Regions from separate parts of the Homo sapiens genome. Here region 2 is linked to region 1. The links are chromatin contacts, found by Hi-C or POLR2A ChIA-PET in ENCODE. All regions are on one chromosome and are shown on one strand. The core of a region is the stretch at or near the end of the contact, and the rest is flanking DNA. Distances in the headings are between cores, read along the strand shown. Region 1 holds the start of TPD52L2 (TPD52 like 2). Region 2 overlaps DNAJC5 (DnaJ heat shock protein family (Hsp40) member C5).

Evidence for each region. A loop is a pair of places that touch in the nucleus more often than their neighbours do. ChIA-PET counts read pairs that join two places held with the same protein, here RNA polymerase II (POLR2A). Pooled maps may share reads with other maps.
Region 2: a pooled map shows a loop between it and region 1 (4-fold over the local background). The contact joins the enhancer-like site here to the promoter of TPD52L2 in region 1. A Hi-C loop is called at or near these places in 1 of 168 maps with a recorded cell type or tissue (CD14-positive monocyte), 1 of 37 single-sample maps with no recorded cell type and 4 of 50 pooled maps. POLR2A ChIA-PET finds 5 or more read pairs at or near these places in 16 of 52 experiments (AG04450, B cell, CD4-positive, alpha-beta T cell and 13 more).

Annotation. Positions count from the first base shown.
Region 1 is chr20:63,862,006-63,867,915 of GRCh38, forward strand. TPD52L2 (TPD52 like 2) reads left to right here and starts at 3,265. Exons shown (of 7, transcript NM_003288.4): 1 at 3,265-3,379. The coding sequence starts at 3,361. ABHD16B-AS1 (ABHD16B antisense RNA 1) reads right to left here and starts at 3,068. Exons shown (of 2, transcript NR_165314.1): 1 at 2,819-3,068; 2 at 1-2,265. It overlaps ABHD16B (abhydrolase domain containing 16B), which reads left to right. Exons shown (of 1, transcript NM_080622.4): 1 at 1-983. The coding sequence ends at 945. RefSeq lists enhancers at 1,993-2,222, 2,316-3,515, 2,555-3,275, 3,997-4,716 and a silencer at 2,683-2,732.
Region 2 is chr20:63,908,924-63,914,833 of GRCh38, forward strand. All of the region lies in intron 1 of DNAJC5 (DnaJ heat shock protein family (Hsp40) member C5), which reads left to right. It also overlaps the pseudogene RNU1-134P. Among named protein-coding and RNA genes, the nearest start is that of MIR941-1, 7.6 kb to the right of the region's middle. RefSeq lists enhancers at 1,433-1,932, 3,354-3,854. Within about 2 kb of position 2,353, at least 15 of the 41 ENCODE cell types and tissues checked have a DNase peak (open chromatin) inside an H3K27ac peak, as active enhancers do; they include CD14-positive monocyte and PC-3, where a contact is called at or near this core.

The DNA of each region.
Region 1 (5,910 bases), core at 2,015-4,514:
ATGTTCATGGACCGCCGCCAGCACCCGGGCAGCCACGTGCACGGGCCGCGCCTCGTCATCTGCTGCGAAGGCAACGCGGGCTTCTACGAGATGGGCTGTCTGTCTGCACCGCTCGAGGCCGGCTACTCCGTGCTGGGCTGGAACCACCCCGGCTTCGGCAGCAGCACTGGCGTGCCCTTCCCTCAGCACGACGCCAACGCCATGGACGTGGTGGTCGAGTACGCACTGCACCGCCTGCACTTCCCGCCCGCGCACCTGGTGGTCTACGGCTGGTCTGTTGGCGGCTTCACGGCCACCTGGGCCACCATGACCTACCCGGAGCTGGGTGCACTGGTGCTGGACGCCACCTTCGACGACCTTGTGCCGCTGGCGCTGAAGGTCATGCCCCACAGTTGGAAGGGGCTGGTGGTGCGCACCGTGCGCGAGCACTTCAACCTCAACGTGGCCGAGCAGCTGTGCTGCTACCCGGGGCCGGTGCTGCTGCTCCGACGCACGCAGGATGACGTGGTCAGCACTTCGGGCCGCCTGCGCCCCCTGTCACCTGGTGACGTGGAGGGCAACCGGGGCAATGAGCTGCTGCTGCGCCTGCTGGAGCACCGCTACCCCGTCGTGATGGCGCGAGAGGGCCGCGCCGTCGTCACCCGCTGGCTGCGCGCTGGCAGCTTGGCGCAGGAGGCCGCCTTCTATGCACGCTACCGCGTGGACGAGGACTGGTGCCTGGCGCTGCTGCGCTCCTACCGTGCACGCTGCGAAGAGGAGCTGGAGGGCGAGGAGGCCCTGGGGCCACACGGACCCGCCTTCCCATGGCTGGTGGGCCAGGGCCTGAGCTCGCGGCGGCGCCGGCGCCTCGCACTGTTCCTGGCTCGGAAGCACCTCAAGAACGTGGAGGCGACTCACTTCAGCCCTCTGGAGCCTGAGGAGTTTCAGTTGCCCTGGCGGCTGTAACCTATATGCCCCAGTGGGGGATCACGCACTTGAACTCCTGGCCTTCTTGGTTCACCTCCCCATACCGCCAACCATTGCAGGGGGCCGGCGCCGACGCGGGGCGGGGCGGGGGGGGGCGCGCGGGGTGCTCCTGATCTGCTGTCTGGGGGAGGGTAGGCAGAACACGGGGACTTGGTGCTCTCCTTCCTTCACAGGGGCGTTCTGACCGTCCTCCCATTCTTCCTAGCTCTGTCCCCTCCTTTCTCTCTTCCTCCTACAAATACTTTTGGCTGCCCCCACCCAGCTCCTAAGGGAATGAAAGGTTAACCTGACCCGGTTTATGGCAATACTGTGTGATGGGTGCCTTGATCACCACAAAAGGATGATGGGAACGGGGCTGTGGGGTCCCAGGGAGGAGCCCTTCACCTGGCCTGGGTTACAGGATGGCTCCTGGGAAGACAATGCCAGCTGTGCGCTGAAAGTCTGTGCAAGCTGCTCCCGTGAAAAGGAGGACATTGGCATGGCAGGGCTGTGGGCAGGTCTTAGTGGCTGGACATTCCCAGGAGTTAGCACTGGCTATCATTCTGTAGGGCTCCCTCCCACCTCCAAACTCCTGGCTTCTACACCAGGGCATTCACAGACAGATTGCAGACTCACATGGTGGCATGTGAGGCTACAGATACACTTGCACAGGCCAGAGGATACTACTGCGTGTCCCCTGGAGCCAGGCCTGGGCTGGACTTTGTTCCTGGCTTAGGGATGCAACACAGAATGGGACAAGGCCTCTGCTCACAATGGTCTGTAATGTCACATCTCTGTGGTCTGCCCTGAACTGCCTGAAGCAGGGACTATTGTCCCTACATGTCCCTAGTCCCCGGGCTGGCCTGGTTGGGTTGAGCAAGAATCTCTGGAAAGAATGAAAGGCAGCAAATGGAGAAAACATTACTGAGAGCACGAGAGCAGGCTAAGGCCGTGGTGGTAAGGGACTCGGGCCTGTGCAAGAGTACCAGGAAGACACCTGTGGGAGGAGGTGGCCGGGTGAAGGAAGGGGCAGTGGGAGGAGCTTCCATGCCTAGGGACCAGTACCACCCCAGGCTGGAAGCCCAGAGTGGAGTCCTAGGACATCAGATCCTAAAGGGCTTGAATACCGTTTAAGGCTTTTCTTCCGGGAGCAAGTAGGAGCCAAAGAAGGGAAGTTGCGGGACTTGTTTTCGTGGGGCCAGTTGCCTGGTGGTTACGCGCCTCTCCTCTGAAGTCAGGCATCCTGTTCCAGAGTATCCTGGTTGCGCTTCAACTTGCGGAGTGACCTGGGGCAAGTGACTTTAACCTCAGCTTCCTCATCTGTGGAGTGGGGAGGGCGCAGCGCTGGTCGCCCTGAACAGGAAGTGAGACAACCTCGGGGTGCACACGCGCAGGCCCGAGCCGCAGGGTCCACGCCCGAGGCGAGGCGGCAGCGGCGCCTGCAGGGCGAGGGGACGAATCGCGATCTTTTTCAGAGTAACCCGCGTACAATAAAAAGTCCCCATGAAAAGGACAAACTAGCCAGGCGTGAGGGGCGGTGGCTCACGCCTGTAATCCCAGCACTTTAGGAGGCCGAGGCGGGTGGATCACCTAAGGTCAGGAGTTCTAGACCAGCCTGGCCAAGGTGGCGAAACCCCCGTCTCTACTACAAATACGAAAATTAGCCGGACGTGTTGGCGCGCGCCTGTAATTCCAGCTACTCGGGAGGCTGAGGCTGGAGAATCGCTTGAACCCGGAGGGCAGAGATTGGAGTGAGCTGAGATCGCGCCATGGCACTCCAGCCTGGGCAACAAGAGTGAAACTCCGTCTCAAAAACAAACAAAAAAGGACCAACTAAAAAAAGAATATAAATACAATAAATAACAGGACTTACGGGGGCAGGCTGACCCCTAAAGTAAGGGGTCGGGCTGGAAAGGATCTCAAGGGGTCAGAGTTTGAGCCGCCGAGGCGCGCGAGCCCCAGCACTCCTAGGCAGCTGCATCCGCCCCGGAAGATCCCCTGGGGCCCTGCGCTGGCTTTCCACAGCGCCATGTTGGACGGTCCTCCCACTTCCCACCTTCCCAGTCCTCCCGCTACTCTGACCGTTCTACCTGTGATTCTCGCTGGTGGAGTCAACCTGGAATGGATTCCCGCCGAACCACGCCTCCCTTTCCTGGTTCGCCCGCAGTTTCGGCCTATCAGGTTGAGTCGGGTAAACCAGGACGGGCCAAGCGGCACTCTCATTGGATATCACTGGTGGGGGCGGGAAGAAGGCGGAGCACGTGCCCGGGCGGAAGTAGCCGTCGCATCGCGGATTACGAAACGCCGCGGAGCTGAGGCAGTTCCGCTGGCTAGTGTGTACGCGGCGAGCTTCTCCCGGCGCCGCCCGCTCGGCTCCCATAGCGCCCGCGACAGCGGTCCGGACGCCGCCCGAACATGGACTCCGCCGGCCAAGGTACCTGCCGGGCCCGGCCCCTTCGCCGCAGATGGGCCCAGGCTGCCCGTTGTTCTCCGTCTCCCGGGGTCGCGTCTGCGACTCTCTGTCCTCTCGGTCTCGGTTCACCCACCCCGCGGCCCCTCTTCAGCTCCCGGGGCCACTGACCTCGAAGCTTATGATGGTCGTGGTGTGTTTTTTGCCCGCGGCCCAGACCGCTTCCTGGGCTCTCTCCAGCCGCCCTCCTGGTCTCCCCTGGGACCGTTCCGAGGTGTGGTTCCCTGGCGCCCGCCGTTGCTCCCGTAGTTTGGGTTCTGTCGCTCCCAGCAGGTCTCGCTTATGCCGCCCACCCCGTGCCCTGCTCTTGCTTGCTCTGCCACCCCCCGGTCCCTGCGCGGGGCCCTCGGGTTCACGCTGTCTGGCCCTGGACCCAGTCCGAGGTGTTGAGGGCGGCTCCCGAGCAGAGAAGGGGTCTTCGCGTTCAGCAGAGCTCCCCTTGGGCAGCAACTCTGCTCGGAGCTCAGCCTGCTTAGGGGTTGCCTCATGGAGAGGGGGTGGAGTGAGTCAGGGGCACACCCAGCATACCAGGCCTGTTTCCAGAACAGTCTCCCCAGAGCAGTATGAGATGGCCACTGAGGGGCGTGGAGCGAGCCCAGGAGATTAAAATCTTGAGAAGATGATAAAAGTCTGCCTTGCATTTTGGGGCTCTAGAGAGGGATGCTAAATTTCTTTCTTTCTTTCTTTCTTTCTTTATTTTTTTGAGACGGAGTCTTGCTCTGACGCCAGGCTGGAGTGCAGTGGCGCGATCTCAGCTCATTGCAACCTCGACCTCCCGGGTTCAAGCGATTCTGCTGCCTCAGCCTCCTGAGTAGCTGGGACTACAGGCACGCGCCACCAGGCCCAGCTAATTTTTGTATTTTTAGTAGAGGCAGGGTTTCACCATGTTGCCCAGGATGGTCTCGATCTCTTGACCTTGTGATCCGCCCGCCTCAGCCTCCCAAAGTGCTGGGATTACAGGCGTGAGCCACTGTGCCCGGCTACATATTAAGCTTTATAATTCCTAGGTGCTGCATTATTCTGGAGGGTGTTTTTTGTTTGTTTGTTTTTGTTTTTTTGAGATGGAGTCTCACTCTGTCGCCCAGGCTGGAGCGCAGTGGCTAGATCTCGGCTCACTGCAAGCTCCGCCTCCCGGGTTCACTGCCATTCTCCTGCTTCAGCCTCCCAACTAGCTGGGACTACAGGCGCCCGCCATCATGCCCGGCTAATTTTTTGTATCTTTAGTAGAGACGGGGTTTCACTGTTAGCCATGACGGTCTTGATACCCTGACCTCGTGATCTGCTTACCTCGGCCTCCCAAAGTGCTGGGATTACAGGCGTGAGCCACCGCGCCTGGCCTTTTTTTTTTTTTTTTTTAATTTTTTTTTTGGGGACAGCGTCTCCCTCTGTCTCCCAGGCTGGAGTGCAGTGGTGCAATCATAGCTTACTGCAATCTTCAACTCCTGGGCTCAAGCGATCTTCCTGCGTCAGCCTCCCAGGTAGCTGGGACTATAAGACTACAGGCGCACCATGCCAGGTTAATTGGTCTTTCTACTTTTTTTTTTTTTTTTGAGACGGATTTTCGCTCTTGTTGCCCACGCTGCAGTACAATGGCGCGATCATGGCTTCCCGCAACCTCTGCCTTCTGGGTTCAAGCGATTCTCCTGCCTCAGCCTCCCGTGTAGCTGGCATTACAGGCGTGCGCCACCATGCCCGGCTAATTTTGTATTTTTAGTAGAGATGGAGGTTTCTCCATGTTGGTCAAGCTGGTCTCGAACTTCTGACCTCAGGTGATCTGCCCGCCTTGGCCTCCAAAAGTGCTGGGATTACAGGTGTGAGCCATTGTGCCCAGCCTCATTTGTCTTTTTTTAAATAGAACAGAAAGGCTGGGCTCGGTGGCTTACGCCTGTAATTCTAACACATTGGGAGGCCGAGGCCAGTGGATCACTTGAGGTCAGGAGTTTGAGACCAGCCTAACCAACGTGCCAAAACCCCGTCTCTACTAAAAATAAAAAAATTAACCGGGCATGGTGGTGTGCTCCTGTAGTCCCAGCTACTTGGGAGGCTGAGGCAGGAGAATCGATTGAACCCAGGAGGTGGAGGTTGCAGTGAGCGGAGATCGTGCCACTGCACTCCAGCCTGGGTGACAGAGTAAGACTCGTCTAAAAAAAAAAAAAAGAGAATCAGTGGATAAAAAAGTGGATACGCTTCGTTTAGTAAGCGTTTGTGGAGCGCCAAGGAAGTGCACACGGCTCCAGTCCTATGGGACATTTGAAGGGAGTGAGATGCAGCCAGCTTTTAAGAAGAGTATCTTTGTTAAGTGCATTTAATCTGGTGTCTTTGTGTTGTCTTTTAAAAGGCATAGTTTTTTTTTCTTTTTCTTTTCTTTTGTTTTTTTTTTTTGAGACAGTCTCAAAAAAAAGAGACGGGGTTTCACCATATTGGCCAGGCTGGTCTTGAACTCCTGACCTCAGGTGATCCGCCCGCCTCAGCCTCCCAAAGTGCTGGGATTACCG
Region 2 (5,910 bases), core at 1,103-3,602, 46 kb after region 1:
CCCCCCCATCTCTATTAAAAATACAAAAATCATACTTACCCGGCAGGGGAGATACCATGATCGCGAAGGTGGTTTTCCCAGGGCAAGGCTTAGCCATTGCACTCCGGATGTGCTGAGCCCTGCGTTTTCCCCAAATGTGGGAAACTTGACTGCGTAATTTGTGGTAGTGGAGGGACTGTGTTCACACTGTCCCCCCCGCCCAAAAAAATAAAAATACAAAAATCAGTCGGGCGTGGTGGCTCACGCCTGTCATCCCAGCACTTTGGGAAGCCGAGGTGGGTGGATCACCTGAGGTCAGGAGTTTGAGACCAGCCTGGCCAACATGGTGAAAATTGGGAGGCCGAGGCGGGCGGATCCCAAGGTCAGGAGATCGATACATCCTGGCTAACACAGTGAAACCCCGTCTCTACTAAAAATAAAAAAAAAAAAATTAGCCGGGCGTGGTGGCGGGCGCCTGTAGTCCCAGCTACTCGGGAGGCTGAGGCAGGAGAATGGCGTGAACCAGGGAGGCGGAGCTTGCAGTGAGCCGAGATGGCGCCACTGCACTGCAGCCTGGGCGACAGAGCGAGATTCCGTCTCAAAAACAACAACAAGAACAACAACAAAAAATTAGCCGGGAGCAGTGATGCGTGCCGTAGTCCCAGCTACTCTGGAGGCTGAGGCAGGAGAATCACTTGAGCCTGGGAGGCAGAGGCTGCAGTGAGCCGAGATTGTGCCACTGCACTCCAGCCTGGGCGACAGAGCAAGACTCCGTCTCAAAGAAAGAAAAAGAAAGAAAAAAGTCTTCCCCGTGAGAGTAGATTTCTACTGAATCGATTGCTGGTTTTATGCCTTTTCTTCCGTGATAGGAAGTATGTCCAGACTCATCTGGCTGGGGATCCTCAGGAGAGCCTGCGGGGGGCAGCAGAGGCCCGCCTGGGCCAGGGCGTGCACCAGACCAGAATCCTGCGGATTTAGTATTGTGAGGGTAGAAGACCAGCAAGCAGCATGACCTCGTGGTTACTGATCTTATGAAGAACACTTGTCTTTCATATTTGGGACTGTGTTAAGGTTTTCTGGAATATTTTTGGTTGTAGTAACGATTCTGCTTTAGGAGCTTTCTTCTCTAGTGTTGCACAGACCTGAGTGATTTGACCAGCAGTGCTGCGGTAACGGAAGACCACTCGTGTCTTCAGACTCGTTCTGTTCCTGGGGGTGCTTGCTTGTTCTAGGCCCCCTTTGTATGGAGAGGTTCAAACCTTGATTGAATAGTCGCTACCCAGGTGTCATAACCTGTGGCCTCATTGGTGTCACCTGGACTTTTTGTCTGCTGTTTGCACCATCGAAAGTGATGTGCGCTGGCCGGGCGCGGTGGCTCACGCCTGTGGTCCCAGCACTTTGGGAGGCGGGGGTGGGCAGATCACAAGGTCAGGAGATGGAGACCATCCTGGCTAACACGGTGAAACCCCATCTCTACTAAAAATACAAAAATTAGCTGGGCATGGTTGCGAGTGCCTGTAGTCCCAGCTACTCGGGAGGCTGAGGCAGGAGAATGGCGTGAACCTGGGAGGCAGAGCTTGCAGTGAGTGGAGATCGCGCCACTGCACTCCAGCCTGGGCAACAGAGCGAGACTCCCTCTCGAAAAAAAAAAGTGATGTGCGCTTGGGACTGGGAGGGCGAGGCCCGAGGTACCTGGGTGCCCGATGCCCAGGAGGGCATGAGTGTCGTGTTGGATAACCTGCTCTCCAAGTAATAGGGTTTTGAGAATGTTTTTTTTTTTTTTTAATTGAGACAGAGTCTGACTCTGTCGCCCAGGCTGGAGTGCCATGGTATGATCTCGGCTCAGTGCAACCTCTGCCTCCCAGGTTCAAGCGATTCTCCTGCCTCAGCCTCCCAAGTAGCTGGGACTACAGGTGCCCGCCACCACACCCGGCTAATTTTTGTATTTTTAGTAGAGACGGGGGTTCACCATGTTGGCCAGGCTGGTCTATCTCCTGACCTCATGATCCGCCTGCCTTGGCCTCCCAAAGTACTGGGATTATAGGCCTGAGCCACCATGCCCGGCCTGTTCAATTCTTTGTATTCAAATGTATATCTGGAGTTATTTTGTTCAACTTCTGATCTGCTTTTCTTTTTGAATTACTGTATTCTAAGCATCAGTTTACAAGAAAAAAAATCTTTATTAGGTTTCCAGACCCAAGTCAATACCAATAAAATTAATGCAGCAAACATTCACTGAATGCTCTATTAGGACCTGGGGCAGTAGATGAGTCTGTGAATTAAAAGGGCTTCAGCATGTGGGGTTTGGTTTTGTTTCTCTGTAGCTAATCATACCTTTGGAATGGTTTTATAGTTTCAGGAAACCGTGGTTCTGGGCAGGGTGGCAGCTATGGGTTGAGGCAGTTGATCCTTCCTCAGGTGTGGCCGCTGGTCTTGTTGCTTCTTGACATTAACTTTGTGACTCACGAGGGCAGGCGTTCGTTTTCTGTGGCACTCTGTGTGTGAGCGAGCATGGGGCTTGTTACTGTGTGAAAAGGGCCAGCTGCCCTGCCTGTCTGCTCCTCCCTGGCTCGGCCGGGCGCTGCCATGGCTCCAGCTCAGATTCACTTCCTCTCGTACTTGGATGCTTGGTGATGGTCGTGGAAGCAGTTTTATTTTCTCTTGCTGTTCTCGTGTTGCGTTAAGCTCAGCATCACTGTTGCTTTTTATTCTTAGAATTAAGGAGGAAAGCTGAAATCTTTTGGGGATTTCTGTGTTTCCAGGGACTTTAGGAATTCTTTTTTTTTTTTGAGACAGGGTCTTGCTCTGTCAATCAGGCTGGAGTGCGGTGGCGCGATCTCGGCTCCCTGCAGCCTTGACCTCCTGGGCTCGAGTGATCCTCCCATCCCAACCACCTGAGTAACTGGGACCACAGGTGTGCACCATCACGCCTGGCGAGTTTTTGTATTTTTTTTTTTAATAGAGATGGGGTTTCACCATGTTGCCCAGAATGATCAAACTTCTAGGTTCAAGCAGTCTCCCCACCTCAGCCTTCCAAAGTGTTGGGATTACAGGCATGAACTGCCATGGCCGGCTGGAAAGTCTTTACATTTGAAATTCATTTTAAGTTAGGAGGAAAGGCCTAGCACACTGGCTCATATCTGTAATCCCATCACTTTGGGAGGCTGAGGTGGGCGGATCACTTGAGGCCGGGAGTTTGAGTCCAACCTGGCCAATATAGCAAAACCTCATCTCTGCTAACAATACAAAAATTATCTGGGCATGGCGGCAGATGCCTGTGATCCCAGCTACTCGGGAAGCTGAGGCAGGAGAATCGCTTGAACCCGGGAGGCGGAGGTTGCAGTGAGCTGAAAGTGCACTACTGCACTCCAGCGTGGGCGACAGAGTGAGAATCGGTCTCCAAAAAAAAAAAAAAAAGAGTAAAGGTGAGGGACACCTGTGATGTGGCACACAGCGTCTTTTCTCTAGCTTGCTTTGTTGACTCTTGTTTATAATTTCTTCAAATGTATTTACAGAGTTAATTGGGTTTTTTTTGGAATAGATAATATCTATTCCAAATAAAAATCCAGAAATACACATTCAAACTGTGGGGCTTTTACCCTTTTAACTGTGTTCCAAGTCCCTGTCCCTAGCATGCTCTGATTGTCAGTCCTTCCCTTGCCTGACCTACCTGTCTGAGTATCCTTTGGCAGTCAGGTTTTTGTTTGTTTGTTTTTGAGACGGAGTCTCGCTCTGTCGCCCAGGCTGCAGGCTGGAGTGCAGTGGCGTGATCTCAGCTCACTGCAACCTCCAACTCCCGGGTTCAAGCGATTCTTGTGACTCAGCCTCACGAGTAGCTGGGACTACAGGCGCCTGCCACCACGTCCAGCTAATTTTTGTATTTTTTAGTTGAGACGGGGTTTCACCATGTTGGCCAGGATGGTCTTGATCTCCTGACCTCGTGATCTGGCCACCTTGGCCTCCCAAAGTGCTGGGATGACAGGTTTGGCCACCGTGCCCGGCCGGCAGTCAGTTTTTACATGGTTCATCACAGATTTTAAATTAAGATTCCCCAGCAGGATAAAAGAAATGCCAGTTGTATTTTATTTTTCGTATTTGTATTTTTAGCAATTTTTTTTTTTTGTATAGAATGAGCCAAGGGCATCTAGAGCAAAGAGGTAGTTCCCTGCCCCGTCTCCATCTCCCTGTCTGCACTGTCTCTCCCAGAGGTGTTTGCTGGTGCCTTCTTTGCAGTTCCCTGTGCTGTGTCATGCCCGTTTGCTGACCCAGCCCCTGCTGTGTCTTCCCCATCCCAGTGTGACTGTCGCTCTTGGTAGTTCCTCCGTGTTTCCTTTGTTTCCTTAGGTGACTTGTCTTTGCCCCACTCCCTGCAGTCCGCAGCACCTGTTGTCTCCTTCCCTCTCCTCCCGCTTCTCCTCAGACGTCATCTGTTCTTTCTAGAGTTGTTCCCCTTGCCCCAGGGTCCAGGGTTCCTAACAGCCTGTTTTTTTTCTTTCTTTTTTTTTTTTTAGTGAGACAGAGTCTCGCTCTGTTGCCCAGGCTGGAGTGCAGTGGTGCGGTCTCAGCTCACTGCAGCCTCTGCCTCCTGGGTTCAAGTGATTCTCCCGCCTCAGTCTTCTGAGTAGCTGGGACTATAGGCGTGCACTACCATACCTGGCTGATTTTTGTATTTTTATTTTTTATTTATTGTTGAGACAGGGTCTCTTTGTTGCCCAAGCTGGAGTGCAGTGGTGCCATCTTGGCTCACTGCAACCTCCACCTCCTGGGTTCAAGTGATTCTCCTGCCTCAGCCTCCCAAGTAGCTTACAGTAGGGATTGCGGGCACCTACGACCACGCCCAGCTAATTTTGTATTTTTAGTACAGATAGGGTTTCACCATGTTGACCACCTGGTCTCAAACTCCTGACCTCAGGGGATCCGCCCACCTTGGCCTCCCAAAGTGCTGGGATTGCAGGCGTGAGCCACCGCGCCAGGCCCTAACAGCCACCTTCTTAGCATCTGTATATTCAGACCGTCCATTGCAGGATGTGTGATCTTTGTGGCCTGGAATGTCTCTCTCTGAGCACTCCATCCTCCCACCCCTCAGGCAGTGTCTCTTGAGGCCACCTGCCCAGCCACCATCTTGGGGGGACCACAGGAGGCTGGGGAGAGAGCGAGGCAGTAGTGAGAAGCCGGGACGCTCACCGTTGGCCGAGTACCTTAGAGCAGCCCTGACGCCTGCTTCTGTCTCTTGGTGAAAGTGGCGCCCAGACTTCAGTCCTTACAGCCCAGAACTCAGAACCGTGGAGGTGCTGTGACCCACAGGGTTTACCTTGTAATTGTTGTTAAAACCCTTCTGGGCTTCATAATGGAATGCTTATGTTGAAATATTATTTTAAGTACTATTATCTATGATGTGGTTAGAAATGCCAAAGAATTTTTAGCTTTTTTGAGACGGAGTCTTGCTCTGTTGCCCAGGCTGGAGTGTAGTGGCGCGATCTCCGCTCACTGCAAGCTCCCCCTCCTGGGTTCACGCGATTCTCCCGCCTCAGTCTTCCGAGTCGCTGGGACTACAGGCGCCTACCACCATACCTGGCTAATTTTTTTTGGTATTTTTTGTAGAGACGGGGTTTCACGACGTTACCCAGGATGGTCTCGATCTCCTGACCTCGTGATCCACCCGCCTCGGCCTCCCAAAGTGCTGGGATTACAGGCATGAACCACCGTGCCCGGCCTTTTTTTTTTTTTTTGGTAGATGGAGTCTCGCTCTGTCGCCCAGGCTGGAGTGTGGTGGCGTGATCTTGGCTCACTGCAGCCTCCACCTCCCTAGTTCAAACGATTCTTCTGCTTCAGCCTGCTGAGTAGCTGGGATTACAGGCACCTGCCACCACGCCCTGCTAATTTCTGTATTTTTAGCAGAGATGGGGTTTCACTGTGTTGCCCAGGCTGGTC